4 separate regions of the Homo sapiens genome follow, and all the other regions are linked to region 2. The links are chromatin loops, found by intact Hi-C in ENCODE. Cell type or tissue: ascending aorta. All regions are shown on one strand. Region 1 has its middle 490 kb from the start of TENT5A. Region 2 holds the start of LOC107986617 (a long non-coding RNA gene). Region 3 overlaps LINC02542 (long intergenic non-protein coding RNA 2542). Region 4 overlaps LINC02542 (long intergenic non-protein coding RNA 2542).

Evidence for each region. Hi-C counts contacts between places; a loop is a spot of excess contacts. Peaks named below come from ENCODE experiments on the same cell type or tissue, not always from the same donor. Only the 100,000 strongest peaks of a DNase experiment are listed, where the experiment ranks them.
Region 1: it touches region 2 in a loop (2.1-fold over the local background); 2 of 110 quality-filtered maps call a loop at or near these places.
Region 3: it touches region 2 in a loop (2.5-fold over the local background); 3 of 110 quality-filtered maps call a loop at or near these places.
Region 4: it touches region 2 in a loop (2.5-fold over the local background); 4 of 110 quality-filtered maps call a loop at or near these places.

The regions. Positions count from the first base shown.
Region 1 is chr6:81,260,293-81,268,292 of GRCh38, forward strand. No RefSeq gene overlaps it. Among named protein-coding and RNA genes, the nearest start is that of TENT5A, 490 kb to the right of the region's middle. RefSeq lists an enhancer at 2,992-3,886. In ascending aorta, no CTCF peak of the experiment used is centred here; a DNase peak (open chromatin) is centred at 4,999; H3K4me3 peaks cover 983 bases; H3K27ac peaks cover 2,816 bases.
Region 2 is chr6:82,014,314-82,022,313 of GRCh38, forward strand. The region is part of intron 3 of LINC02542 (long intergenic non-protein coding RNA 2542); the gene reads right to left. It overlaps LOC107986617 (a long non-coding RNA gene), which reads left to right and starts at 3,291. Exons shown (of 4, transcript XR_001744231.2): 1 at 3,291-3,729; 2 at 3,825-3,877. RefSeq lists an enhancer at 3,079-3,373. In ascending aorta, no CTCF peak of the experiment used is centred here; DNase peaks (open chromatin) are centred at 3,208 and 3,668; H3K4me3 peaks cover 750 bases; H3K27ac peaks cover 4,732 bases.
Region 3 is chr6:81,856,597-81,864,596 of GRCh38, forward strand. The region is part of intron 3 of LINC02542 (long intergenic non-protein coding RNA 2542); the gene reads right to left. Among named protein-coding and RNA genes, the nearest start is that of LINC01526, 46 kb to the left of the region's middle. In ascending aorta, no CTCF peak of the experiment used is centred here; a DNase peak (open chromatin) is centred at 3,475; H3K27ac peaks cover 4,541 bases.
Region 4 is chr6:81,839,256-81,847,255 of GRCh38, forward strand. LINC02542 (long intergenic non-protein coding RNA 2542) reads right to left here. Exons shown (of 4, transcript NR_149135.1): 4 at 4,526-6,654. Among named protein-coding and RNA genes, the nearest start is that of LINC01526, 29 kb to the left of the region's middle. In ascending aorta, no CTCF peak of the experiment used is centred here; a DNase peak (open chromatin) is centred at 3,228; H3K27ac peaks cover 3,938 bases.

The DNA.
Region 1 (8,000 bases), 750 kb before region 2:
GCTATAATATAATAATACAATAACAGAGTTCAGTTCAAACATAAAATTGCTATTCTTAGCTAAAATGTGGAGTGGTATGAACGTAAACATACAAGTCCATTTTGTACAAGTTGATACTGCTATTGATAAAATTGTTGATGTATATTTAGTGTCTTCCTTTTTTCTTAACTATATATGTTTAAGGATTTTTAACAGTAAATGTATTTTTGTAATCTTGTAAACAGAGGTATATTAAATAAGTAACAATCAGCTTTTAGTGGGCCAAAATGCTAGCTGCTTGGTAGTGTTTGCTGATTTTGAGCTATCACAATGAAGTCACTAAAAGTGGTACTGAGAAGAGATGTTCAGTACCCTACTAGAAAATGGTGTTTCTAGTATAAAATGCAATAAACGTAAGTAACCTCAAGAGCATAGATAACACTAAAATGTATTAACATAATCAATACATAATTATTTAGAATTTATTACTCTTGCTTTAACATATCTGTTAGTTTATGTAATTTAATATTTAATCATGAGCATGTTCAACTCGCAAAATTCCTGAAACCCAGGCAGGTATAAGCCAATTGTAGCACACAATGGCTCACACATATCAATATACGTGTTTTAAGTACCTTTCAACTGAATATGTTTATACTTTCGCATATGTTTGCCCAAATTTCAAAAAATGCCTTTCAGTTCTCTTTCAGAATGACTATTTCAGATTTCAATTGGATTGAAACAATGACTTGGCATTCTCAAGGTATAAACCTCAGTTTTCCTCTGTTCTCTAAACTAATTTAGAGAAAGTAAATTGACTGTGGATAATTATTCAGTTTGACATCTCATATCTCTTTTAAACAAGCTGATGTGATGGAATTCCTGCTTTCACACAGGGCTGGGAAAACACAGTGCTAACAATAATAGGAAACCCATCCATCTCTAGGACATTATATATATATATATAATTTTAAGTGCTCCTAGCCACTTTCAGATAACACTACATTTGGAAAAAAGAGCAAGATACTTTTAGGTACTTAGTAACAAATGACAACACTTTACTGTCAGTGTCTGAACTTGGAGAAGGAGTGGGAATCAGTCACTGTTGGCAAAGTTCTACCACTTATATAAGTGTCCTCCATACTGGTTTTATGCAGTTAAAATAGGAGGAGAAGGAAAAGGAGGAGAAGGAGGAGGAGGAGAAAGAGAAAGAGAAGGAGAAAAGAAGAAGAAGAGGAAGAAGAAGAAAAGAAGAAGAAGAGAAGAAGAAGGAGGAGAATAATAGGAGGATGAAGATGAAGAAATGGAGGTTTAGGAGGAGGAGGGAGGAGAGTAGGAAGAGAAGAGGAAGAAGAAGAAGAAGAAGAAGAAGAAGAAGAAGAAGAAGAAGAAGAAGAAGAAGAAGAAGAAAAAGAAGGAGAAGGAGGAGGAGGAGGAGGAGGAGAAAGAAGAAGAGGAAGAAGAAGGAGAAAGAAGAAGAGGAAGAAGAAGAAGAAAGAGGAGGAGAAGAAGAGGAAGGAGAAGAAGCAGAGGAAGGAGAAGAAGCAGAGGAAGGAGGAGGAGGAGGAAGAGGAGAACGAAGAGGAGGAAGAAGAGGAAGGGGAGGGGGAGGGGAAGAGGAAGGGGGAGGGGGAAGAGGAGGAGGAGGAGGAGTTTTGGAGATGGGTACCTGGCAGGGAAGCTAGTGGAGTCATGTTAAGACAAGAAAGCTTCCAGTTTGACACTATTAGAGACGTCCTTTGAGGCTCAACTAGATTAATAGCTTCTTAAGGATGTATTGAAAAGTGTTATCATGTGAAACTTTCAAAACCAGACTTACAGTGTTAGGAAATATGTTGTAAGGAACTGTTCAAATTTAGCAGGGGAAACACTAAATGAACTAATAGTCCTTTTCCTCCTCCAAATGTAATAATGCTATAATTTGTGTATTTTGGCTCAATTAGAGCAGTTCACATAAGGTTTTTAAATCCTGTATTTTTTCCCCAGGTTAACATAATGTCTGCATTTAAGCACTAAATATTTTTAATGTGAAAACTTTCGGCTGAAGAAAATGGCTACTATTTGCTACAGGGTTTGAAGCCTTCTCTCTACTTAATGTTACTTTTACTGACACTTTAAATGAAAATAATCCAGCTATAAGGTACGTAGTTACTGAATAACAGTACTTAAAAATTATTGCTAAGACATTTGGTTTTATACTATTCATAACACTAGACCTGTCAACAATTATGACTGTCTTTAAAATTATTTGTATAAGAAAAACGTACAATTTATGTGTGGTTGTTTTATTTTGAAAATAAGTTACTTTATGTAAGAATAATTATACATGAATGTCAGATACACAAAAACAAAGTAAAAGTAGAAATGAGGCAATAATAAGATCATTCCAAAATGTACTTTTAATTACATTGTCATGGGATCCTTGGGTTATCGCTTCACCAGCTGGGAACCTCTGTGACCGGTGGCATCTCTGCCTGAGTTTTGCCTGGGTCCACTGGGCTCACTTTGCTCACTTGGCCTGACAGGCTGTGCTCGGCTGTGCTACTGGCCCAGATCTCACACCTGTCAAGGGCAAGCCAGGCGCAGAGTGGTGAGGAGTCTGGCCACTGCGCACAGACAGGCATGCCAGCTGTGGCAGGGTGGGCAGCTCCGGGTGCTGGAACAGGTGCCGGCTTCCTGCAGTGCTGCATTAGACCAGGCGTACTGCAAAAGAGGATGTCACAGCTGTGGCTTGAGGAGTTCCTAGGTCTGGGATCCCCAAAGGGCAGCAGCTCTTCTTTCCTTCTGTCTTCTCTGCTTCTCCTTGCTGGCAACTGACGAGCGCAGAGTGGGGATGTTGTTTCAACCCTGTTTCTATTAAAGCTCTTTCAGTCCCACCATTCAGCAGGTCCCAAGTTCTTGTCCCATGTCCAGGGAGAAAGAGGTAGGCAGGCAACTTGAGTGTGAGCAAGGTGAAGAGGTGCTTTAATGAGCAATGGTACAGCCCTTAGGGGACCCAAAGTGAATAGCTCCTTTCCACAGGCAGCTCATCCCAGCATCTGTGCAGCCCTCAGCAGAGAAAAGACCGACATTGGATAGCTCCTCTCCACAGGCAGGCCTTCCCATCCTCTGAGTCTGGCTAAATCCAGGCTCTTTAAGGAGGAAGGGCAAGCTGATTGGTCCATGGGCATCCATGGGCGTCTATGGGCGGCCCAGAAAAAGCACCAGAAGTTCTCACTGTAGTCTGCGGAACTGGCAGCCTGGCCCTGCGCTTTAGGCTGTCCCTGGCTTGAAGACGGAGCTTCATTAGGGGCCCATCCCTTTCTGCCCGGGGCTTGTCTGTCTCCTGCCGCCATTTATGGTGCCCAGGCTCTTCCTGCTGAGGGGTGCCTTCAGTCTAGAGATGAGCTGCCGTCAGCACCCCCTCATCCTTGCTCCCTTGCTCGTTGGGTCCAAGGTCCAGAAGGGGCCGAGACGCAGAGGACTGGTGTGTCAGCACTGCCCCGATCTCATGTACACTGGGCAGGGTTGGGACAGCACCCAGGCTTGGCCTCAACTTTGCTCCAAAATTGGAGTGGGTGCCAGAAGCAGGGAGAGGCCTTGCAGGGAAGCAGGCACTTCCAAGCCTGTGGGGACAGAGGGGTTTCCCAGGCCCCCAAGAGCACAGGGATGTCCGGGTCCGGAGCTGCAGCTGTGCTTGGGAGAGTGGGGCTCCCACCCTGCCAACTCAGACGGGGACGGGGCTTCCACCTGTTCCCAGCTCCCGCCAGCTCTGTAGAGCATGCAGCCCTGGCCGCACCTCCCCACTACAGCCAGCGTCTTCAAATCGGCTGCTCCAGACAGCCACCGCTGCCATTAACATGACTTCAATATAGGGCTATATTAAAAAGTATGGGGCTATAGCTACATCTTATCTATGAATAACAGCTTTAATCATGTACTTTATTTAGAATGGATAGCATTAGAAGAACTTTTCAAATCTTAAAGGAAGAAATGGGGAAGAAAGGAAGAAACGAAGGAAAGAAAGAAGGTAGGAAGAAAAGAGAGAAGAAGGTCCTAAATAATTATTACAGTTTTTATTCCCTTACATTGAGCAGGTGATGTCTGCTGTTATAGGTTTTTAAAGGAATGGCTAGAAAATCACAACTTTCAAGCCCTCGGCTTCTTCCTCTATAAAATGTGAAAAGCTGATTGGATGACCTCTAAGATCTTTTCCAAGCCTAAGTTATCATTACTTTACTAATATGGATAAACCAGATAATGTATCATAAATGCTGCCAATTTGAATTAACATTTTTATTTTTTAAAAAAATGATGATAATATAAGCACAGAACCTGAGTCTTATATTTCCTCTAGCTTCTCTCTTATTTTCTTTCTTTGCTTTCAATCAGGAACATCAGAAAAGTTAAATACACCTCTTTTTAAATAAGAACCTACCACTAAATTATTTTTCAGTTAACCATAATCTTCTTTCTATCCCTACCATTCACTAAAGTTGCTTCTGCTAAAATTACCCACCGTCTTCTAATTTCCTAATCCAATGAATACTTCTAAATTTGATCTTATTACTTTGTAGTATTTGATAATGTTAGTCTTGTCTAACCTTCTTAAACAGGTTTCTTACCCTGACTTCCTTTTCAACTTTGTACCTCAAAAACCTAGCCCAGTGCTTAGAAAAAAAAAAAAAAAGAAAGAAAGAAAAAGAAAAAGAAAAAAAAAGCTCTATCAAAATATTAGTTGAGTAAATGAAGTGCTAAGTGATTTTAAAACAATCCCTTCTCAAGTTAGTTTTGGTCATGTCATCCAAGATATGTTCTTCCTAAGCATTACGTTAATATTCAACAATGATACTCATCAACTAAAGAGTAAGGGATACCAAAATGACCTTTCAGTTTTTGCTTTTCATAACTTGGAATTTTGGTATATTTTTCCTACCTACTTGGGCTCCACCTTGGCTTCCTCTCTCTCCAGACTGTCCCAGACCTGGCACTGAGTGTGGCCGCTCAGCTTTCATCATTTGTTCTGGCCAGCGGAATGTTCCCTCTGATGCACCTCCCTTGGCTGGCTGTTGCTCCCTACTTTCATTTTCACTACGGGTACAGCCATTCACCAGCTTCCACTGGAAACATTTTTCCAGACATTCCTTTAGGATTAGTGCCATTTTCATAACTGGCCGCTGGGTTCTGTAACTATTTTTCATACTTCCCTATTCTCAAATTTGTCTTTTTCAGCTTTATAATGACAGTAAAGAGGTTTTTTTTTTTTTGCACATTACTTTGCTTTTATCCTTATGAAAAGCATGTATTTTATTTACTCTTGTGTAAGAAAACAATTTTTGCTCAATGTAACTTTCTATCTCTTGTTTTTCTATTTTTTCTTTCTGTTCGTATTTCTTCTTCTTGGGATTCTTCATAAAGAAGTGTTTTGATTTGACAAAAGTCTTAATCATGGTCTTTAAATTTAAAAAAAAGATTTATTTAGTCCTCAACCACAATGATAAGAGATTCTGTCTTTTCCACTTGAGATTACTTGTAAGCGACAATAAAAATGTATAGCCCTCTATGATTTCTATAAAATTTCTTGGGATATTAAACCCTGATTATCTTCTTTTATTGATTGAAATATGAGCTCAGTGTTGTCCTTTGATAAACTTCTTACCTTTTCCCACATTGTTCTTTTCACTTGGATTACAACTAGATGGGAAATAAAGGTGGAGTCTCCCCTCTTCCCAATCCCATTTGAAGTATCTGTGACTCCCTATCTCTGATTTGGAAACATATTTATTTTCCTCTGAATAAATTACCTACTGAAGAATTTTTCAGAAAATCAAAGTTAGTTTTTCAAAATCTGACTGTAGTAGAAAAGTTTACAGAATGGTAAGATTTACCGTGGTCTAGATGTCTTCTGTGTTCTTCTTGCAGTAAACTATCTGACTCTAGCGGCTTTCTTCCTATGCTGCTTTTCAAACACGTAAGAGCTGAAGACTCTCCAATAAAGTAACCATAGGAACATAGAGTTTTCTTTAAGTATTTCATTTCTCTAGAGTTTTTGTATGGGCTTGAAGTTATCTTAAAATAAAATATAATAATGAATGTAAATGATGAGTTGATGGGTGCAACAAACCAACATGGCATATGTACACCTATGTAACAAACCTGCACATTTGCACATGTACCCTAGAACTTAAGGAATAATAATTATATATATACATATATATATATAATAACTATAAGAAGTTTTATATAAGCCCCATGGTAACCACACACAAAAAATCTTCTATTAGATACATGAAAGGTAAAGTGAAAGTGATCAAAGGATACTGCTACAAAAATTCAACCAATTACAAAGTAAGACAGCAATACTGGAAGAAAGGAATCAAAGAACTACAAACATGCAGTAAATGATTTACAAAATAACAATAGTAAGTCCTTATATATCAATAATTATATGTAAACAGATTGGATTTTTCAATCAAAAGACATAAAATAATTGAATTGATAAAATGCCAAGATAAGGCAACATGCTGCCTTCAAGAGACTCACGTTAGACTTAAGGACACAAATAGGCTAAAAATGGAGGGAAACAAAACGATATTCCATGCAAATGGTAACCAAAAAAGAGCAGGGAAGGCTGTACTTATTTCAGACAAAATAGAATTTCAAACTTTGTCAGAAGAGACAAGTAAGGCCACTATATAATGATAAAGGGATTAAGTTATCAAGAGAATATAAAAACCGTAAATAAATATGCACCCAACATCAGTGCACCTAAATATATAAAGCAAATATTAACAGGATTAAAGGAGAAATAGACAGCAATACAATAATAATAGTAGACTTGACTACCCTATGTTCAACATTCGATAGATCACCCAGGCAGAAAATCAATAAGGAAAATCTGGACTTGAATAACACAGTAATAAACCAAAAGCACCTAAAAAACATATATAGAACACTCCATCTAAGATCAGGAGAATATACATTTTTCTCCAGCACACAAATATCATTCTTCTGTATAGGTCACATGTTGGGGAACAAAACAAGTCTTGATAAATTTAAGAAGATTGGAATCATCTCAAGTACCTTTTTTACCACAATGATATAAAACTAAAAAGGAGGAATTTTGGAAAATCTACAAATATGTGGAAGTGAAATAACATGCTTCTGAACAAAAAATGGATTAAAAATAAATTGAAAGGGAAGTCAAAAAGTATTTGAGACAAATGAAAATAGAAATACAACATACCAAAACTTGTGGGATGCAGTGCTAAAAGGGAAGTTTATAGCAATTAATGTATACATAAATAAAACAGAATTACCTCAAATAAACAATCTAAGTTCACACCTCAAGAAACCAGAAAAAGAAAAAAAAAACTAAGCCCAAAGTCAACAGAGGGAAGAAATTAATAAAGTTTAGAGAAAAATTAAATGAAATAGAGGCTACATAGACAATAGAAAGGATCAAGAAAATTATGTTAGGTTTTTTAAAAGGATTGATGAAGTTAACAAAACTTCAGAAAGACTAACCAAGAAAAAAATGAGAAAAGACTCAAATAAAAAAAAAGGAGACATTACAACTGATATCATATGAAACAGAGGATCATAGGAGACTACTACAAACAATTATAGGCTAACAAACTGGATAACTTAGAAGAAATGAACAAATTCCTAGAAACATACAACCTACCAGGACTGAATCATTAAGAAATAGAAACTCTGAATACACAAGTAATAAGTAAGAAGAATGAATTAGTAATCAAAATATTCCTATGAAAGAAAGGCCCAGGACCAGATAACCTCATAGGTTAATTCTATCAAACATTTTTTTTGCTTGTTTGCTTTTAGCTTTTTCTTCTTTTTTTTTTTATTATACTTTAAGTTTTAGGATAGACGTGCTCAACATGCAGGTTTGTTACGTAGGTATACATGTGCTATGTTGGTTTGCTGCACCCATCAACTTGTCATTTACATTAGGTATTTCTCCTAATGCTATTCCTCCTCCAGTCCTCCACTCCCCTACAGGCACTGGTGTATGATGTTCC
Region 2 (8,000 bases):
CAAAATGGATCACAGGGGACAAATCTTTGGAGTCTTTCCAGTTTTCTTAAGAAAAATATGAAGACCAATGACATTAATTTATTTTGGGGGAGTTTTTACAGACAGTAAGTTACCAAACAAATAAAAATCATGGGATGAACTATTAAGAAAAAATAATCACAGTGTAGTAAAAATAGCACTGAATTGAGAGTTGAGAAAAAAAATCTCGGTTCTAGGTTTTGATTACTAACTTATTTAAGTCAAGTTATACTTCTCTAAGCCTCAGTTTACAGATTCAAAAAATGAGAGCCTATGATAATAATAGTTATCAGGTCTAGGGTACTGAATTTAACAAGATTCAAATAATATATGTAAATACTCGTTACAATTATAAAACACTGTGCAAATACTAGATTTTGTTGCTACTGTGAGCATACCAGCCCATCTCTGTGGTTACCACAGCATCACCTCATTGCTTCAAGGACAGTGGTTACACCAATTTACTTGGACATGAAAAGAGTGTCCAGCATGTTCCACATAATTAGAGCTCCTACCCAGCCATTTTTCACTTTGACGGGGAAAAAAAGGAAGGGAAGGGCTGTGTTCCATGTTTAGGACACCCTTTGATTCAGATATAAAATGAGAGCTTTGAGGCTGAGGTGATGGGTCTGTGCTGACTCAGGAAATGAACTGTCTTCTTCCAAGGAGCCTTAAGTTCTACCCATTTCAGGGTGTGTCAGCAGAGACACAGAAAGTCAATATTCCATACAGTAAGGTTTGAAGCACTGCTGATCTACTCAAGGACTGAAGGAAAGGACGGTGGAAGAAGGCTTCCAATATTTTCCAACATTGGATGGCAAGAAAGCAGCTTTGCTAGATGACAGCTACAGTCCCCTCCAACCCTGCAGCTCAATCAGTCTATGAATCAGCAAACCATAAAAATAATTAAGGAAGTACACATAGTCTCCTTGACTCCTTTGTCCTTTTTTTGGTGACACAGCCATTCTGAGTCAGTTCAGAAATAACCTGGGTTTTCAGTTTACCAGAGTCTGTCAACCTTTCTCGGCCACTCCAAGCCATCCTTATAATACTTTGTTCTTTACAGACCACCCCTCTCAATTCTGCCCTTAATGATCTTCTTATATCATTGTATATTTTTCTATCAGGATCTGCCTTAACAACCAGATTGTAAAGTCTTTGGGTGCACAAAGGCATCACACTTCTGGCTTTTCATGGCACTTTGTAATCTTAATTCTCTGAGGTTCATACTTGTTGATGAAATCAATCATTCCAGGGTCACTCTTTGTGTGTTTTTGCCTTTGTTTCACTGGTCCTTGAACATCATGCCCCACGTCACAGCATTTCCTTCTGATGCTTTGTTCTGAATTTCCATTCCTGTTTACGCTGCCACTCCAGAAAACTTAAGTACCATCCAAAGACCATGTTCACAAATGTCTAATGGGAAGTGAGCCATGAGATGCTAGCCATAGTGGGTCTATGTGCTATAAAAAAACTTAAAAAGTACTCAGTGTAGGAAAAATTTCACAACAACCATTCCATGGTGAAAAATAAATATTGGCAATAGGCATGAGAGGGAAATAAGAAAAAGAGAGACTCATTTCTCAAAACTGAATGGCAAGTGACAACTGTGCATTACTTTGACTATGCAGTGATTCCAAGAGCAAATGTGGAAGAAAGAACTTCTAGAAGTTTAAATTCTACTCTCATATTTTTGCCCTACCTATTTCTACACTTGATTTACACTCTGCAGAATAGAGAAGATCACTGAGTTCAAAGAACATTCAGTAGTAGGCAGGATTGTGGGTGAAAAGGAAGAGTGGAAAAGAAGGAAAGAGCAGAAACTCTGACCTATTCAGAATACTATGTTCATCTTCCTTTGCACCTACACTGGGAAAATGGTTGTTGAAACACTGAAAGAAGGCAACAATTTCAACACATTGAATGGAATATAGTGGATTAATAGTTCAGTTTTATGTTCCAGTTATTGAGTCAAGAATATTGATGCCCAGGGCTAATGATTACTTTACGGTGAGTACATGGTAAACTGATGGCCCTATGTGTTCACAACTCCCTGTATCCATACCCTTTGCAATATGCCTTTGCATATCCGTCCTTTGCTAGTTGAGGTCTATTTTCATGCTTCTTATGCCTGGGCTCGCTTTTGTGACTTGCTTTGGCCAACAGAATGCAATATGATGGGGTACAATCAAGAAACCTTGCATGCTTTACCTCTCTCTTGTCTCAGAACCCAATTTCTAGCATGAAAATAAGCCTAGGCTAGCCTGCTGGATGAGAAGAAATACACAGTCCCATCCTCCATATCACCCAAACTGATAGCCAGCCATGTGAGTGACACTATTCTATATCAGCCTGTTTCTAACTGACCCAACAGCAGACATAAGATGCATCGTTGAGCTCAGCAGAACTAAGCAAAGATCAGATAAGCAGAACCCAAAACTATCTAGCTAGCCAACAGTCTCATCAGGAATAATAACTGCAACAAAAGATAATTGATACAGAGTCATTCAATCAATAGTTTGGCCAGACACTTTGCCTACTAAGAGAGGCATGTACATAAATCTGGAGATAGCCAGGAGCCTGAGCCAGTAGTTTTCAGAGTTTATACTCCTACCAGGGCTGTTTGGAATCCAGAATAAGTAGTTCCAAAAATAAATTTAAAGCTCCAGAGAACATTTTTAATAATAATGATCTTAGAAGCTAACATACGTGAAATGGTTACTACAAAGCCATAATCTCCTCTAATTTCATCAAATATAAGCTATTATTATCCTATTTTATGGATGAGAAACTGAAAGTAAGAGAAGTTAAGTTGGTAACTAGAGCTGAGATGGAAACCTTGTTGAGTCTGATGCCTAACCCCAGGTTATAAACACTGCACAATAGTGTGTCACTGGAGATGTGGCAGTATTTTCACAGCTGGCAACCAAGGACCAATCTTGGAGGCAACTCTCCTATCTACAGTAGAAATGGTATTTGGGGTAACTATCTAGGCTTATTCAAAGGAACAGGAGGAAAGGGGGCAGCTGGAGAGAAGGTAGTTGCTTAACACCTGACAGATGTTATTACAGCAATAAACAAGCCCAGCAAATCCTCCTTCCCTCTTTAGAACATTTGTCTCCATGGTGAAATAATGCAAAACTGGGCAAGAATCAGTCATAACCTGGGAGAAGGGAGGGCTCAGGGTCACAGAGGCTTAGCAGAGTCCTCTTTGCTGACTCTGACTCATCAATCCCTGAGGAGTTAAGCACTTGCTTAACAGCTCTCCCAGTCATTTCAATAGGCAACAGGAGAAGGGGACAGAGCAAGCAGGAATCTCATGCCATTGTAAAGTTTTTAGATTTGATTTGGGATTTCTCAGTCTCCCCTGTGAGCATTGCAAAATATTTCTGCCCATTCTGGGTATGATTAATCTATCCAATCCACATGAAAATTACCATATTGAGTGCTCCAAAAATATTCTGTGTTGAAGAATCAGTTTATAAGTTAATTCCATTGTATAGAATTAATAATAATTAATTCTACTCTCAAAGGCAACCCTATGATGTAGGTATTAGTATTTTCATTTTAACAGATGAAGAATTTAAAGTTTGGAGAGCGGATAAGCAACTTGCCAAAAATCACAAAGCTGGGCCCCCAGTCAAATCTAGTTTGGCAACCGCCAGAACCCATGCTTTCAACCATTCGCTACTGTCTCTTATGACTACCATGGTAATAGAAATTTTATTTTTAGTATACTAGTAATTTTCTGGAGGTCAGGGACAAGAATAAGATTCAGCTTGAACTCTTGCCTATATTCTCTTTAGAACTTGGAAATGGCACTGAAGATAGAATTCCAAAGATGTCAGCACCTTGACAGGTAAGTCCTGAGCATCTTGAGACTTCATTATCTTCCAAATTATCACATTTCCAGATTCCTTACAGCTAATTTCAACTCTGCCAAAACTGAACAGCAAAACCATCAGACTTTTCTTTAGGTATTTATAGTTTTTTGTTTTTGTTTTTTAATGCACCCAAGACATAGCTCCTAGTTCCTGAATCAACTATGCCAGTGTTTCTCTGAGCCACGCTAAAGGTCTGAGATATGTTCTTACCCAACTAATCTGTTCTCATTTGGGACACAGAAAAAAAGCACATTCCAGGAATAAGGTTGGGTGCATTCAAGTGAAGGATACAAGTCAGGGGCATCCAAGAGACTCAGCACGTTCTGTGGTTATTTTCTTAAACTTACTTGTGTGATGGTGAGTTTTTGTGTGTCGAATGCCTGAGTTACAGGTGGGCAATATGAATGCCAGATCTCTACAAAACTCATCATTTTCTTATCATTTCCTTCTTCTTACCCCTTAACACTTGCAGACAGCGCATGTTTGAAGTTCAAGTTTCCAGCCATCACAAGTGTCATTGCATACGACTATAGCAAAGTGGAGAAGGAATTCATCAAAGTCCTCCAATACAGCCCTCCCCCACGCATGGAGTCTAACGCACTCTTTTAAGGATAAATCTAACTTCTGTTCAAATAGTTCTAATACAGGCAACTCATGAGCTTGCAGGATGAATGATTAATTAATTAATTATTTGAGTGGTTCAATTTACTAGTACAACAGACAGATATTAAAACTTTCTTTATCTGTCAAGCATTGCCCAGTGACGGAGTTAGATGATAAAACATCCTACTCTCAAGAAACTGACAGTCCAACATAAGAAACACAATCAGCCTCCCTTTAGCATGTCACCCCTCTTTCACGGTTCTCTTTTAAGGTGCCACAGAGTAAATTCAGTCCTTTCTCTACTTAACACCCTCAGCTATCTGTTAGGTATCATCTCATGTTTACAATCCTGGATCTTTCAAACTATAACATGGCTTAAGGTTTTGTCCTTCAATGGCTACTAGGATTATCCTAGTAGTTCTCCTCTAGCTCTACCCTAGGTCAATCGCCCTTCTAAAATCAGGAGCCAACTATTGAATTAAACATTTAAGGATGCCGGAAGACCATGGTCTTCCCATATCAATGGCTTCCAAATCAGATTTAAAGCCAAAATTTCAGTTTTAAATACTTATCTCTGGAAATAAATGATTCCTATGAAATGCCCCTAAAACAAACACAATGTGAAGTTCCTATCAGTCAAAGATATTTTTCACAATGAGCTGTAAGTTTTCTACTTTTGACAGAGAAGAACAGGAGAATAGTTTCTAACCAAAGAAAAATAGGAAAGAAAGTCCACTAGTGCTGGAAAATATTTACCTAGGTATTGACTTCATTGATGTAGCATCAATGTTGACCATGCTAAAGACTATGAAAAGAATGCAGGGTTTGTTATTACTATATTTCTAGATATTAATGACCAACATTTAGTCTTTCGTGACTTCTATCAACTGCTTTCTACTTCTTAAATTTTTTTGCGCCTATGATTGCCCCTTCTCTACCAGCTTCATTGGCTTTTTATTCTGTTTAGATATTTTAAATGTTAGCATTCTCTAGTATCTGACTTTCATTTCCATGTTAAGTTTCAAGCCTCTTCATGAGCTTCCCATTGCTTCCATCAGTCTAAAAGCTGGCAACTGTACCCCTCAATCTGTATCTCCAGCCTGGACCTCTCTCCTGGGATCCACAAGTATATTGCCAATTTCCTAACCCACTGTATTGCCTTTGAGCACATCAAATCAATTATTCTCTTTTCCAAATATGTTTCTCCTTCCATATTCATAATCTCTGTTCATTTTGTCACCGTCCACCTTATTAACAAGCTAGCAAATCCTGTCTATTCTACCTCAGGACTATTCCCTGATTGCAGCCTTTCCTTTATAGCTGCAGGTATCACAACTAGAAAATAGCTTATTTTTCTGTTCTTGTTTCTCTCCTGTTTATTCCATCTTCCACATTGCTCCCATAATTATGCTCCTAAAATAAATGAATGAATTGGTATAATCTGAACATACCAATCTCCTTCCTGTAACTGTTTGTGGTGCCTGTCACCTTTACAGAAAATAGTCTAAAATTATTATATAACAAAAATCTCCTTCACTATCTGTCTCCAACTGTACATCTTCTACATAAACCCACTCCCAGACCATTCTCTGCACCTCAGTACACCCACTCTATACACATACAAACTCTGCTTCAGCCACCATGAACTTCTTACTTGATCTTTTTCTTAAACATAACCTATAATGATTTTGTCTTTGACTGTGCTGGTCTGTTTTCCTGAATGCCTATCTCTTTTTCAAGCTGACAAGCTCATATTTGTCCTTCAAAATCCAACCCAAATCTTTTCTCTTCTGGGAGACAATTTCTGACTCATCCAGACAGTAATAAATTTCCTCCTATGCATTGGTGAATTATCAAAAATATTATTGTGCATCAGACACCAGACATGCTAGACACTATGCTGGATAACGGATATACCATGTTTAGTTAGGAAGATAGAAAAGTCCCTACTTTATGGGATGTACAATCTGGTGGGCAAGATGGGGCAATATAAGTAATTCAAGTACACTGACCATTATAAAAGAAGCTATGTTTTACAGAGATCTGTAGTCTAGTCAATGCTGTTCAATAGAATTTTCTATATCTGTAAAGTGTTCTATATGATAGCCACTAGCTACATGTGGCTATTGAATAGTTGAAATATGGCTAATGCAACTGAGGAACTAAATTTTTCATTTAATTTAATTTAAAAGCCCTGATGTGACCACTATGCAATCTATGCATATAACACAATTGCATATGTACCTTATACATTTGTGCCAATTTTAAAAAATAAATAAAAATAAAATGGGCAAAAAAAGATTTAAATAGCCAGCTAGTGTCATTTATATAGGATAGTGAAGTTCTAGATGTTAAAGAATTATCTGAAGAATGAGATCACTTGGATTTGAAGGATGAACATATCTGAAGGGCAAGTGAGGAGGGGAAAAGAATATTAGAAGAGAGCATTCTGAAGGTCCAGATTTACAAGTTCACTCTTCTCTGCTAATCCTACACCTCTTTCTGCTCTTGTGAACTTCAGTAGTACCTGGGACACAGTAAGCATTCAACATACAGTCATTATTATTATGTAATTAAGTTTTTCTGGTTTATAGACTTCTCCATAAGCTTTATTAAATAATTTGCATATGTGTGTACCTTCAGCCCCCATCAATTTCATAAAAATGGAAACTGTCAAAGTATTTTCTATTCTGACAGTTTCCCAAAGAGTGCTATGCAGGAAGATTCACTCTCCACCTGAAACATTCTGCATTTTAAGAAATACAAATTAGTGAGGACATAAGCAGCCAAGTGATGATTATCCCAGCACACTGTGAGTCTGAACCTTGCAGTTCCAAGGTCAGTGCATAGAGTCAATCGTATACATTTTGAGGATCCTGGGTTAGTGTTTAAATTAAGTCATATGCTGCCCACCCTCCTCAGTCCTAGAGTTATCTACACTAACTTTCTAGTGAGAATTTTGTCTCTTCCTGAAGTATAATCCCACCTCAAACCCAGCTTCGCATTGCTATCAATGGAAAGGCATTGCCATCCCATTTTAGAATATAGTTTTATCTGATTGCAATATGGTTTTATATGCAACATGTAAAAGGTATGGGCAGAAGAAATGCTATTTTGGAATGCATGCTTATCAACACATAACAAGTGTGCAATAAAAATTGCAAAGAGCTGTTTTTAACATAATATGGCAAATCCCTGAGAGTATCTGGAAGAGTCAATAGTGCACGTGGTTTGGCAATCTGAGCAGCTGACTCTGCAACCTCACCTCCAAACATAAAGAGGGCTTCAGGTTATTTTTAAATATAAACTGATATCTGTATTCATTCAGATATCTGTATAATATATGAGGAACTATGGATTTATGGAGAGAAATTGGATGCATCAAACTGAGAAAGGGAACGGTCAATGAACTGAAAGTTCACCAAAAAGATGGAATCAGCAAATGACCAACAAAGCCAAAGCAAGTTCCTTCTCGCTGCCAAGTCTGATGCTACC
Region 3 (8,000 bases), 160 kb before region 2:
CTCAGAAACTCCTGCTCAGTTCCCTGAATAATTCAGCCCTTTTTATAAGGATTTTGTTGTTTCATAATATATTTATTTTTCTTGAAAAATTAGTCTCCTATAGCAAATGCATAGTAGTCAAAACTATAATTGTTGACTATTTAGGAAATAAGGATGCCATTTATTTATTTTACGTCTTCCATTTCTCATATTCCCAGCATTACCATTTCTTTCTGCGTAGCTTATAAACATGACCAAGAATCTCTAATTTTATGAAATCTCTTGACCTTATGTCCCCATTAATAAACTAGTTTGCTGCTTCCTCTTTTTAAACTTTTTGACAAAATAACCTATATTCCCCATCTTCATTCTGGCACTACCCAATCACTCCTTAGCTCACAGAAATTTGCTTTCTGTTCCAACCAATTAATTGACATGTTCTATCAAAGTGCATTCACTGACTCAATTATACTCAAGTCCAAAGGGCACTTTGAGATTTTATTTATTGTTCTTGATCTGATTGATGTATTTAGCTTTGTTGAGGTCTCTTTCTCAACTCTTTATATTTACCTCTGTCCAGTCCTTCTCTATCTCTTTCATGAGCTACTCCCAGTTTGCCTCTCTCTTAAACGTTGAGTTTCCTAGTTCCATTCTTCTTCCACTGCTTTTTTCATGGTGAAGGTTCTCTTTGGACTGTCATCCACTTTCAGGATTTTAACTACTTTCCATGTCCTATTGATTTTTGAAACTAAATCTTCATCCACGACCTTCCCTCCAGATTTCAACTCACATATACAAATATCTGTTGGATGCTTCCAATAATATGAGATCCATAGGCTACATATAAAATTTATTTTATGCTCAATCCTGCCCTTCCCATATTCCCTACATCATTTTATAAATAAACATCTACAAACCTTAATTCTGAGAGCTTTGCTAGTTTTCTCTGTACATCATTTTATAAATAAACATCTACAAACCTTAATTCTGAGAGCTTTGCTAGTTTTCTCTGTGCTCTCATTCTGCATGTTCAATTAAATAACATATTCTGTGCATTGTATCTCCTAGATATTTATTAATCTTCTCTGCTTTACTTCTATATCTCTCATGTAGTTTTAGTCTCATAAGTTTAATTACATTCTAATTGAGTTTCTTATTTGTAGTCTTGACTTCTCCAAACTCATTCACTGCACCAAAGCCACCTGGGGTAAAACCAAATCTGATGAGCATTCTCCTTCTTACAGTCCTCAAAGCTTCCCTATAGCTTACAGAATAAAGTCTAAGTTTGTAAGAGTGGGTACAAGGGCCTTTAAAACCTGACTTCAGTCTACCATTGCCAAAGATGCCTGATACTCCCTGACTCACTATTTAGTAGTATAAAAATATCTGTAGTTTCCCAGGCTCATGGAACTTTATCAAGCCTCAGCTGTTGACTGTGTCTGGAACACTCTTCAAATATCACCCCTGTGGGACTTATTAACAGTGTTTTCACTATTTCCAGATACTCTTCTGGGTACATGGTAGGATAGCACTCCCCACCCCCTTGAAGATGGGCATGACCATATGACTTGCTTTGGCCAATGATAAGTGAGGAAAAGTGATGTGAATTGCATTCAGGCAGAAGAATTTAGGAGTGATATATGACTTTTTGTCTTCCTTCCTCCTGTCATGGCAAAGCAACATTCCAGAGGCAGTTTAATTTTTTTAAAGCTAATTCCTGCATTTTATTTGGCCATTTGTCTTGAAACCAACATCCGGAATTAATTCAAAAGAATGGTATCTTCTAGATCTGTCACCACATTAGTTGGGTGACTTTGGGTAATTTAGCAGCTGAGTGCCTCAGTTTCCTCAACTGTAATATGTAGATAATAACACTATCCGCCTAATAGGGCTGTTGTGGGATTTTTAAAAAGTCAATTCACAAAAAAAATGCTTAAAATGGTAGATATCTAGATATTTGCCTTATAAAATGTGCCTGTTGATGTGGTAGTTATTATTATGATATAATGATGTCATTTGCCTGATGACTATCTCTTTCCCATAGGCTTTGATTGTGCCTTTCTGTCCTTCAGTAAAAATCAACCTAGATAAGCCTTGCTCCAGGTAGCTCTCTTTATCAAAATGCCAGTACCAGAATTGCCAGTTTGGAGACTGGAAATATCCAGAATAGAAAAGGAAAGAGTGCAGACCTGTGGTCAGGTTTAAGCTACACCAAGTGGTCAGGGTATGTTTGCATGATTAACTTCTATGAGCTTCAGTTTCTTCAATTTTAATATATAAATAGTAATATGTAGAGGGCTTGGGGGGATTAAAGGAAATAATATGCATAAGGAGTCAAGCATCATATCTAGCACACAGCAATTTCACAATACGTGATTTTCATTCCTAGTTACTGTTATCATGTTTATCATCATGAATCCTGATGAAAGGCTGTCATTCTGGGACCATTAAATAGGTTTTAACTTTGCTTTGCCTCCACTACAATTCACAAAACTAAGGGCAGACATACTATCGCATTTTATTTATCCTGAAGGCAAAATACAATGCTCAGTAAATATTTATTGGATTCAACTGAATTTTTAATCAAGTGTTTTGGACAGCTCAAATCCATGTGATGAATCTCTGTGTTGAAGACAGAGTTAGGGTTACATTTGGAGATGGCACAAACCCCCGGCCTCTCCCAGCTGGGAGGCAACTGCCATTGGCATGCCATGCCACTGGTCTTAGGAACTGCCTCTCTATCTGAACTGTTAGAATTGCCACCTATAATGCTGGTGATTGTTCACAAACACTACGCACATATCTGTAGCAGCTTCAGCATTGTGCAGGTGCAGTAACACACACAGACTGCCCGAAAATATTTGTTAAGCTCTACAAAAGAGCAACCACTGACAAGAGATAATACTATAAACTGAGGAATTCTCTCACTCACTGTAGAAAATCTCATAGAAACAATTAGCATCAAAGTTTGAGACTTTGGGACCCTGGCTATAAAAGTATAATACTTTTTTTTCTGTTTCTCATACTTTGACCAACTTTCAGCAGAGAATGAAAAGTATGGAAGCTTTAAAACAATCTACAGAAATGTGATAACCTGCTGAATAGCCACAACTAGAAGGGGGAAGAAAAGAAGAAAAGAAAACTTCTACACATAATATTGGATGAAGTTCAATATGCCACACAGAAATCCATCAATAGATTCTGACAAACTAGTATTAAGCAAAGAAAATTCATGGTTCCTTTTCCCAGTAACTTGGTTCAGATAAAAAAAACCCTAGGACTAAGGTCACATATATAGCATGACAGTCAGTTGGGAACCAATCTATTTATCTTTGACCTGACATCTGACATTTAGTTTTCCCTTTGTATGCTGAAATAATTGCATGTATATCAAATGACTGCAAGAAGTGAAAACCAAAACAGGCCTTCATATCCTGCACAGGGAATATGCACCATTTGGCAAGACACCAGCCTCCCAGGCCACGCCAGCATTTGAGACCAATGATTATCAATGATGATGTCATCAGCAACAAGTGGCCAGGAATCACCCAATCCAGACAAGTCCATGTGATCTTCATGTTCTGCTTTCTTGTGCAAAGGCATTCATCTTTTACGTACCTGATCAAACACTGAGGTTCTAATAAAAGTAGCTTCTATGGAGTCTTCGGATCTTAGGGAAATATCTTCATCAGCCAAAATAAATACATTCATACAGTATTTTTTTAAGGTACACTATTCTTTGTCTAGTTTGCATTTTGCTTATTTTGTCAGGCACAAGAAAAATGCTTTCTGGCCAAAAAGGAGAAGTATTCAAAAAGAAAACATGGAAGAAAAAGAAACAGTTGCTAGAACATTTTATTCAGACCTCTTCCTGAAACTTTATCTGGCAAGCCATTTCAGAAAACATAACACATAATCTGCTAAAAATTTTAAAAGTGACTGGGAATTTTTATTATCAATCCCAGTGTTCTGACCAAAACTTTCTCTTCTAGCTCTAAGAGCCAAATCTGCATTGACATATGATTTTCTTCCCACAGCCTCTCTGGATTTCATGGTGGATAAAGTTATTCCAAGATTTTAGAAATTGGATGACTTCTTGGTTCATAATGATTTTGTGAGAAATTACATTACTCTGTGAAAAGAGAAGTGAACTCAGGTCTAATTTTTCCAGTGACTTTTTTCTGGCCCAAACAATTCTTTAAATTGTGTTGGCACCATAGAAACATTTGTTTATTACCTATATTGCTTAGTGTGGCAGAATGGAAGGGGAAACATGTTTGGCTTTGAAATTTGAAGTTAAACTGGGAATTAAGAATTGACTTCTAACCCTACCTCCTAGTAGCTGCATGAATGTTATATAACAATTCTGAAATGTAGTTTTTATTCCTTTCTTTCTCTCCTTCCTACCTCTCTCCCTCCTTCCCTCCCTTCTTTCCTTCTCTTTATCTCATGTTTCTCATCTATTTATCTGATTATTTGATTATTCAATAATCAAAGGATTGTTGGGAGGATTAGGCATATGAAAAGCAGACATTGCCTGGAATGTAATAACTCCTCCATAAGCATTAGATTCTGTGGATTTCACTGGTTTTCCATGTGAGCAATCCCTATTTTATTAATGTGCCAAACATCTAAGTGGGCATCCATCAGAATCACCTAGAAGGCTTGATAAATGCAGACCCCTGGGTCCCACACCCCAAAATTCTGATTCAGTAGGTCTGTGGGTAGGCCTGAGAACTTATACCTCTAACAAATACCCAGATCACGTTGATGCTGCTGGTCCAACAACACACTTTGAGTGTCACTGATCATCTTAACAGACAGAAAACAAATTTCATCACTTGGGCCAACTCCAATTATTGGTGTGCTCTGTTGGGAAAGATTCTGAGGCCATGTCAGGCTTGGGGTGAGACCATGTTTTTGGAGTGCTGAGTAACATCTCTGTCATCCCTGCAAAAACTTTATTCCTTTTTCTCAACACTTGCCCCTTTCCCAATCAAAATGCTAGATCAACCTCAAATTTCAGCAGCTTCAAATCATATGGCCAGTGCTCACACAGAAGCAGGAAGGTGCAGAATTGTTCCATCCACTTCCTGGTACCAGACCTCCTTTCAACCCCACAGACACCTATAGAACAGTCATACATGTTCATCAGGTACAGAAAACCCATGACATCCAGAAAAATAAATAACAATAACGGTGTCAGACCTTACCATACACATACATATTTTTTATTTTATTTTTTATCTTATTATTCCAACAATTCTATGATATAGGTATTATTGTCCCTGGCTTAGAAATGAAGAAATGATGTTTGGAGAGTTTTCTCAAGTAGTTTTCCCGAAGTTATTGAGAAAGTATGCAAAATATTTATAATTCCAAAGGCTGTATTCTTAATCTCTACAGAAATAAGAGGTAGAAATACTCAAACAATTTCTCCACAGTTTGAAAGCAAAACACTCTTGTCCTTTGGAGGCCAAGATTTGTTTTAGTTTTATTAAATAGATGCAATCCATCATTCTCATATATCACATTCAAGTGAAGTATCTAACACATACAGTAGCCCCCTCCATCTGCAACTCTTCTTTCTGAAGTTTCAGTTACTTGCAGTCAACCATGGTTCAAAAATATTAAATAAAAAATTTCAGAAAGAAACAATTTATAAGTTTTTTATTGTGTGCTGTTCTGAGTAGCATGATGAAATCTTGTGCCATCCTCCTTTATCTTGCATGGGATGCAAATCATCCCTTGGTCCAGCATAAGGACACTGTACATGCTACCTGCCTGTTACTCACTTCGTCACCATCTCAATTACCAGATTAAAAAAATAGTATTGTATGTGTATGGTTTGGCATTATCCATGGTTTCAGGCATCCACTGTGGTTCTTGGAACATAGCCTCTGCAGATACGGGAGGGTTGCTGTATGCAAATGGAGTTATGTGCAATTTCAGAGTCATCTCTTCGAAATATAGACTATGTATACATGCTCTGGCTTAGTATTCTTCAATATTTTCTAATCAACTATCTTATTACAGAAGTACCTCACTTAAAAAGCAACATATCTTAACTCAAGTCTTATGATTCTTATTTATCCCAGGTTTTAAATTTAATGCATATTCAATGCTTTGCTAGGCTCCAATATTAGATGTCTTTACTTTTTACTTGGAAGGCACTAGGGTCATATTTTATTACTGATTTCTTGCTTCCTAATGTTCACTATCAAATTAATTTAATTTATGTGTATCCACGCATGATTCATTACTTATTTCTAAGAAAAAGCATATTTCAAAGCAGGTCAGACATTGGTAAATTACATGTATGCTGCAATAATTTAATATGACTGCTTAATAAAGAAAGGACTGCTATAAAAATCATTCCCTCAAACCTCTGGAGAATTTAGGTTAGTGGTACAAGCAGAAATTTTTCCTCCCAGGCTGCTGGTATATTTATGAAAATGGATAATCAAAGCCATTTTGAAATGTCATTTATTCTATTCCTTTTATGTTTGGGAAATTTCTTTTTTTAAATAACATGTTTGTATTGACAGAAATTAATTTGGCACTTGTGAAAGGTGCTTCAAGGATAGTACTATGAGTTGTTTTTAAGCTTTCTTATTCTCTTGAACAACTCATTATTGTCATGAGCACCATAGAGGGAAATAGCCTGGTATTTGTTTTTCTCTGCACCTTACAGAGCTGTCTTTGAGATCAAAGAGATTCCTGTGTGAGAGGAGGCTCATGGAGTGCAGGACGAACAGGCAGCTAATGCCAAACAGGCAGGGGAGTCTGATTGTGAAGACCAACTTCCAAGTAACCAAAAATATCAGCAGCTGACATAGGGAAACAAGCATTACAGGATTATAGAGTTTTGAAGTCCAATCTCAGTTAGAGAAAACCTAGCCTGACATTTGTATTTCACAACTGATTATACTGAAAAGGAGAGAGTATCCAAGACCTCAAAGTCAATTGCAGAAAAAGAAAAGGTTATTAAAATAATGATGAATAATGCCACCAGAAACCGTTTGAGTTCTGGTCTAAGCTAGAACAAAAATTAGGTGACATATTCACCAGTAAGCGCTAACTATAGGTGGGAAAGGGCTTCAAGATGCTAAGTAGAGGAAAACAGCCAAGAGTCAAGAATCTTTAAAAAGACAAAAAAAAGGAAATGAGATTCATCATATTATTATTTTTATTTATGGCTACAAGAATATTAAGAATGAATTAGAGAAACAGTCACTGAAAACGTATGAAAACTTTTCTACTAGGACATATTTTATTCTATTTAGGAACGATTTTCACCAAAGTGTCTCTGGTCTCCCTGGTGACTTCCAGGGAGTTGGATTCAGCAAGAAATCTATGAAAAGATGACTCAGGAGGAAAGACCCATTAAGATAGGATCCTTTATGAACAGGACACAAAATGTATTTGCCAACTTTACACTTTAGTTCATGGTATGATACCCAGTATTAACTCTGGTACCATTTCTAGCTTAACCAGTTATGAAGTTGAGACTATGATTCTAAAACACTTATGAAGTTGAGACTATGATTCTAAAACAAACCTCATCCAAGCAAATATATTATAAATTTGAATCTACAAATTAGGATAAATACAGTATAATAGTGTAAAACTACAAGTTACACACACAACAAAAAAAGTCCCCAGAATTAGCTCAAAATTTCATAGAAGGAAACTTAAATTGCCATATTTACCAGAATGTAGGTAAATATTTGCCTCCATTGTCAATTGGTGCAAATATTTAAACAGCATAGGTACCTGTTTACTTAAAAGGTTGGCGTTGATTCCCTTGTTACTATAGGAGATAGTTAAAGTTGATTTCGTGCTCTAACTAAAAGCTTTCATATCTCTACTCTTGGGAGGAGTGGATGAATTCTACTACTGAAAGCTAAGGAGTTCTCTATGTGTTCAGGCCCTATCAATATGTTTGTCTGAATCATTTCTAACAATGTTAGTAGTTACTCTAGGTAACCAGGAATTGTTTTATTTTTTGGATATTGTAC
Region 4 (8,000 bases), 180 kb before region 2:
AGGAGATAGCCCTTGAGCAGACTTTCACAGCAATTGCATATTTCCTCCACCAAAATCTCCATAAGGCACTGAACTAATCCATTGCATTGCTGAACAGAAAGTTTATGAAGGGGAATAAAATACATCTGAGACTGGACAGCCACTTGAATTATTTCTAAAGTTCACACAACTCCAAGGTAACACTAACAACCACAACAATTACTATTATTACTAACATTTATTCACAATATTTTATTTTAAATTACCTTTAGTTAAATACTAAGAATCTACAGGACTTAATGCTACAGAACAGAAACCATAAGTAGAAGGAGGCAGTATCTCTCACTGATGAAAAATGAATGAGGACATGTGTTGAACAATGAAATACGGTTTAATAAGGTGTCTCATGTGAACCTGCATAAGACAGAAAAAAGTCTTGCTCTTTAAATCCATTAAACAATAACAAAGAAATTGGTGTCAGAAAACTTAGATATGCGTATTCAGCTATATTAAGTAAAACAAAGACCAAAAGAACTGGAATAATCTTAATTAGATGTTTATTCTAGTCAATATCTATATCTAGTGTGTATCATTTCGGACAGTTGTCTTTCTTTCAAAACCCTTCAGCTAGAATGCCTACCCCACTGTCACCTCCACTGCAGCCTTCAAGACCAAAGTCTTACATTATTATGTGGATCAAGGAGCCAAGCTCAAACAAACATAATCAACAGAGTTATGGTAAAAATTATAGTTGGTTAAATAGTTTACTGGCTCAACTTAAGCAAAAAGAAAGTCTAATTTTGCCAGAATATTGCAGTAGAAACTTCGTGAAGGGTATTGGGGCTGAGTCTACAAACATTTAGCCTAACTAGATTGGAAAGGAAACAAAAATTTAAAACAAAGAAACCAAAAAAAAAAAAAAGTGTGTTTGATTAATCACAGCTTGGCAATAGCTCCTCCACCCAATAGAACCCCAGAAGCATTTTCCTCTGCTGATCCCCTACCATCTTCTCAACTCATTCTTCTTAAGAGGCCCCAGTGAAAGTCAGTTCCACTAGATGTGTGCTGACTCAGTCAGGCCAGCCAACCTCGATTGAGAACTCACCTGAATGCAGGAGCCATGAGCCAGTCAGCTCATCTCTGAAGTGAGAGAAAGAACAGTTCACATCTTCGTTAATTAGATACTAGCAAACTAAATGAGTAGATTCATAGGAGTAGGCTATCATTTTACCACCTGAATGAGAAAAGGAGAGGTGGCACAGATATGATTCTTCAGCAAATTGGCTACAGCTGCCAAATTGCACATTCAGACAGCCCAAGACAGTAACTATTTAACAGAGTATCTGTGCTGGGCCTAAAATTTTCCTAAGACATGTTTTTATATATCTTATCATCAGTTGGGTTGAGGTATAGGCTATGAAGTATAGATGAGACATTCGTTTATCTTTCTAACTGAATTAAGTTCTTGAAAGTGCACAGAAAAGATGGATTCATTTAACACTCATGACTTGGATTTATTTTGCCTCAGTGCATTTGTCTACAAGATGAGACAGACAAATATCTGTTTAAAGGCACCTCCTAGTATTGAGCTGAAAGTAACATAAATAAGAAATGCATTTTAAAAGCTAAAAATTCAAGTGTAATTTTTATAGTGGATGATTTTTCTCTTTAAGCTACTGATTTTTTTAAAGTCTTATTTTCTTTGTGTTTTGTTTCTACCTTTGTAGCATAAGAATACTTTTTTTTTTTTTTTTTTTTTTGAGACGAAGTTTGCTCTTGTTGCCCAGGCTGGAGTGCAATGGTGCGGTCTTGGCTCACTGCAACCTCTGCCTCCTGGGTTCAAGCGATTCTTGTGCCTCAGCCTCCCAAGTAGCTGGGATTACAGGTGCCCGCCACCACACTTGGCTAATTTTTGTATTTTTAGTAGAGATGGGGTTTCACCGTGTTGGCCAGGTTCATCTCGAACTCCTGACCTTAGGTGGTCCTCCCACCTCAGCCTCCCAAAGTGCTGGGATTACAGGCGTGAGCCACTGCGCCCGGGCGAGAGTACTTAATACTTACAAATACAAAAGAAAGTTGTTCAAATCTAATATTAAAAACATAATTAGATATTAATCTGCCAATGTGCTTAACTCTACTAGATCAACAAGATTCTAAATAACAACCTGAAATAGAACATGTCATTAATGAACAAATTTTCAAAAAGTAAATTACACTTAAAAATTTCTTGAGAGTAGATCTCATGTTAAACATTTTACCGCAATAAACTAAAAGAAAAAATGTTTAAGTAAATAATTTATAATTTTATTGGGTTTTCCTATTTGAAAACGTCTTTGTGGACTTCAGGGAAAGGATGCTGTATAAGAAATTATTATTTTACCAATCCCATGTTGATTTTAGGCTCCACTGAAGAATATGATTAGAGTTTGGCCCACAAATTGTTGACAGAAAACTTGTATTCAAATTTTATTTGGTGACTTTCATTGAATGAAAATTTTATGAAGATGTTTGTCTTTTATATTATATTCCTTCCCATTCTGCCCTCATATATGTGCACTGGGGGATGATAGGGAGATGACGACAGGAGAGATTTATTAAAGGAGGACTATTTATTTTCTGGCCAATTTCTAATCTAAATCTAAATTCCCAAGAAAAAAAGACACGTCTTCCATGTAACTGCTACTTAGCAGACATCAATTTCTGCTGTCATTTCCAGAAAAGCACCATGATTTAGTGTGGGACTCTAATATCAGACTTTTGGGTTGGGATCTCTGCTCTGTCACGCTCTAGCTGTGGGACAGAGGGCAAATTATTTGACTGTTTTATCTCTATATTCTCATGTGTACAGTGAGAATAATATACAGTTGTTAAGATTCAATAAGTTAATACATATAAAATGCCCAGAACATAGTAAATGTTCAGTAAGTTTTACTTATTACATCCATTTTTTTTTAAATTAAAATGGGTTTTTTTTGTAAAAATTAATCTGCTCTGCTGTTAGAAAACAAGAGTTGCTTAAGGTGAAATGAAAGAAAGAAAGGTAAAGAAAGAAAATTCTATTAGTCTACTAGTTGCAGAAAAATCATATTTTATATCTTAGAATTGAAATGGAAGACCTCAAGAAGAGGAGACTCAGTCACACCAGGAGAAAAAATTGCCCATGAAACTTGAACTATTGCTAGCAGAGGTCACCATGTGAAAACAGGAGCCTGCAAAGCATTGTTGAACACACAGTCTTTTTGGAGACAGCCCAGGGACACAGGTCAAAACTATGCAACTTTCATTCTCTACTACTCAGTGAGCTCTTCTGAGGAATATAAGTGCTAAAAAAATCAGTCAAGAGGGGAATAAACTCTACCATGTTTATAAAAATGGCTATTTCAGTATTATGTATAATCTTGAAAAACTATGAAATGACCTAGCTCATAGGGAAATCTCTAGTTGATGAAATATTATTAAAATCATACATATTAAAATTAGCAACATGGAAAATAATGTTTAATACTAAGAAAAAAGGACTCGAAAGTGTATACAGCTTATTACTGCATCTTTATGGAAATACATTCATAAATATTTAATGCAATTATATGATAAAAGGCAATAAGCAAGCTGAGAAAAAATAGTTGGGTTTTCTGATAATTTCTTTGCACTGTTTTTGTGAGTATAATTTCTTTGTACTGTTCTACGTTGATACTGAATAAATACAAAATTAAAACATAAACACATATATGAAGCATAATGCTAAAATCAATCAAGTAACTCATGTTGTAACAAACCAATAGCTTAAATAACTGTTCAATTTCATGAATTAGTAGAGGATTTGTTTTACCTTTCTGCTTGTATTGATACTGTTACTAAAGCAGTGTTCATTTCACATGTGTAATAGGAAACCTATGTGTCATGACTTAGCAAGTTTGAAGTGAAAAAACATCGTATTGATTTTTTCTGTTTAAAAAGTATATGTAAGATAGTTCATCGTTCAATAGTTAATTATGATAAAAAATAGGTGGCACAGTAAAAAACCAACATTTACTGAAAACATATTATTTGATGTATAGGGTTTTTAGAAATATATGATTTCTCCTTTCAAATGCTACAAGAAAATTATGATTGATACCAGAGTAAACAAAAAATCAAATGCCATTGTGGTCAGGCACCATGTTTGCCTCTAGGAGTTCCATGAACCACAAATATAGACTGAAAAGAATGTGTGTCAAAGAAGTAGACCATGAGTTCCCTTGCTGCTGACTTCAGCTCAGAAACATGACCCCACAAAGCACACTGGAGCTGACCAAGTTGCACCCAAGGATTGGACCAGCCACCCACTGTGGAAACCAGTGAAAGACCACAGGAGAACAGGTGACTCCTCCTCCTCCCAGCATCAAGAGGATCACTAGGACAGACACCACGTTGGAAAGAAGTAAGAATTGAAAGGAAGAAGTCGCTATAATAAGGACTTAAATTTAGAATTCCCGGAATATTTACCTCAAAGAGAAATCTGAAATCAAAATAGACTGTTTAAATCAGAGGAGGCAAAGAAACCATTGAATGACATTATTTTTATTTTTCCTTGCTACCCAGAGGGGTAAGGTAGAGATGGGGAGAAGAGAGCTTGAGTTTAAGGAACATTATATAGAATGTAGAAAAAGAAGATAATCTTTGTTTATCTAAGCAGTATATGAATAGCTTTCTATATTTGGGGATCTCTGAAAGAAGAAATCACATCTTTTTCTTGTAGTTATCCCCCTTTAGAAATTATATAGTTATACAATAAATGGCACTGAATGAATAAATCACAAGACTTGAAGCGATGAGAGAGGTTTTCTAATTCATCATCCCAATTTCAGGTAGACTACCATAATTCAGCACAGAAACCTTTTTCTTGAGGACCTGGAGTATTTATCGTGAGTTTGTTCTTGGCCTGTGCAGTAAGCAGGCAGAACAGTCACTCTCCACCAGCCCTACCTTTCCTTTCCTGTCCTTTCTTCCTTTCATTACAATTTGCAGGCTGTTTTTCTTTACTTGCTGATTGTTAATAAATTTCTGCCCTTCCTCTCCCCACCCCTCATATCAGCTTACTTTTCCAACTAACAAAACACCAGTCTTGTTGAACCATCTATTACAAACACTGGAGCAGAATAGCAAAGGGATTTTTTAATCAAGGAAAAACTTGAGGTTAAATTATTACTATCTTGATTATGTGGGTTGTTCAAAAGAACTTTAATTTTTTTCTCCAATGAGAAATTCCTCCAGATAACCTATTGAGTATTTGAGTCCTCTGAGTCCTCCTGAGGCACTAGCACACTCAATTTTTTATATTGATTAAATTATAAAACACACCATACATGCAATTTGTTAGCTTGACTAAGTTTTGTTTTGCTTTTGTTCTTTTTGGTTTTGTTTGTTGTTTTCCTGTTTCCTTTTTTTAAAAAAAGGAAACCTCTAGTTCTATCTACTTTAGGGACATTTATTTGGAATGAAATAAAAGTGACTTGTAATTATAGTTTAATGCCTCAAAATAGAAAAATGTGCCAAATTGCTTAACCAAATACATATTTGGTTGGGATTTCAGAGTTACTCCTGAGTCAAGGCCCTGGAAAGTCTGAACCATTGCTTATCTTTAATTTATGGTTCTCTGCTAAGGGCAGCACAGAACTGATTGTTCATAAGGTTAAAATTTTGGCTTACGAAAGTTGTGCATCACAGAACAGGCATTAAGACAAACTTCTATTGCATTCTTTTTTTTAGTTGTGGCATCTCTTTCCCTCCGTTTAAGACTCCCTCATGGAGGTATATCCAATCCTGATTAACAGGGCTGTGGATAAAATGGTCTGAGATAAAGGCAAAGTGTTCGATGAGCTCTTCCTGAGATTCCTGAGCTATTTCATTTCCTTCTTTCTTATTTTGGCCTCATAAAATATTGTTTGTGGTGTCTCACCAGAAATGATCTTGTACACGTTAGCACTCTAACATGCACAATTTTAAAAATGCATTTATCTCCAAGTTTAGAGTAAGAGTAAGACAGAGAACTGTGCTTTTCTCAAGTGTTTGCCAACTTTCAAACTTTTGGCATTTTAAGCAGAGATCCTTACAAAATGGAGTTTTCCCTGACATGTCTGGATGTGTATGTATCTGAACTGACTGAATTTAGTCTTTCAGGGAGGCAGAAGATGACCAAGGTGACTATGGGGGCAGTGAGGGCCCTGTGGCTTCATTCCTAAAGTTCAGCACAGTGCTCCTCCATCAGTGCAGCTTGGTTGATGTACCAACCAGGATCCTGGCAAGAAACAGATGGCACACTCAAATTGGGTGCTTTGAAGAGAGATAGTAGGGGGACCATTTATTAAGGTGAAAGTAAGGTGAGGAAGCTACAAGTACTTTGAGGCTAGTGACAGTTGGATTTGGAGGAGGGATTGGTAGCACCCTAGGCCAGAAGGGGCAAGGGAAGGAAGTAGTTACCAGAACCTAGAGACAGATAACAAACATAGAAAGAGGCATGGGTGACAGCTGTTGGAAAGAGCCTGGCTTCCAGTGGGGATATAGTTGGACTAAAGAAGTTGGATACAGCCAGCCCAGAATGGACTTGTCCTTGAGCTCCACAACTGGAATCCCAGAATAAGGGAGGCAGTTGATGCAGGTCAGACTCATGGAGAAACAGCAGGGTGAATTCTGGATCTGAAAGTGAAAATAAAAGAAATACAAAAACCAATGAGATTGATTCCCAAACTCCAAGGTCATGGCTGCTGCTAATTCATAGGTACCTCTTTGTGAACTAGAAAAATAAAATGCCTTTTTGAGTGACGCAGACCTATTAGTGCACAGGGTTTTGTTCTACTGGACTCTGATCAATCTGAGCCAATTGAAGTAATTCTATTCCCCTTGCCAGAGTTATTGGTTTGATGATCAGTGCAGAACCTAGTCCAAACCAGTCAGCATCCTGACTATCCCCTGGTAAAAGCCAATGATTCAAGGGCAGGCATGTGTCTGGCAATAGCCTGATGGGAGTGAAGTTCAGAACATTTGATCTATGACTGTTCAAAAAATTCTTTCTTCCTTCCCCAAGTGAACAAGGGAGCTTATTTATGGTCCTGAGAGATTCTAGCATTTACCATAAGGGAAGCCAGACTAAGAATAGGCCCGGTGTCTAAAGGGCAACAAAATGAAGAAATTATCCACAGCTCTTATTTTTATTATTATACTTTTTGTATCCTGAGACTTTGCTGAAGTTGCTTATCAGCTTAAGGAGATTTTGGGCTAAGACGATGGGGTTTTCTAAATATCCAATCATGTCATCTGCAAACAGAGACAATTTGACTTCCTCTCTTCCTATTTGAATACCATTTATTTCTTTCTCTTGCCTGATTGCCCTGGCCAGATCTTCCAACACTATATTGAATAGGAGTGGTGAGAGAGGACATTCTTGTCTTGTGCCGATTTTCAAAGTGAATGCTTCCAGGTTTTGCCCATCCAGTATGATATTAGCTGTGGGTTTGTCGTAAATAGCTATTATTTTGAGATACATTCCATCAATACCTAGTTGATTGAGGTTTTTGGCATGAAGAGGTGTTGAATTTTATTGAAGGCCTCTTCTGCATCTATTGAGATAATCATGTGGTTTTTGTCGTTGGTTCTGTTTATGTGACAGATTACGTTTATTGATTTGCATATGTTGAACCAGCCTTGCATCCCAGGAATGAAGCCGACTTGATTGTGGTGGATAAGCTTTTTGATGTGCTGCTGGATTCGGCTTGCCAGTATTTCACTGAGGATTTTTGCATCGATGTTCATCAGGGATATTGGCCTGAAATTTTTTGTTGTGTCACTGCCAGGTTTTGCTATTAGGATGATGCTGGCCTCATAAAATGAGATAGGGAGAAGTCCCTCTTTTTCTATTGTTTGGAATAGTTTCAGAAGGAATGGCACCAGCTCCTCTTTGTACCTCCCACAGCTCTTACATCATGAATATCCAAGTTAAATTACGCCTGATCTCTATATTTTTCAAACACATTAGTCAATACATT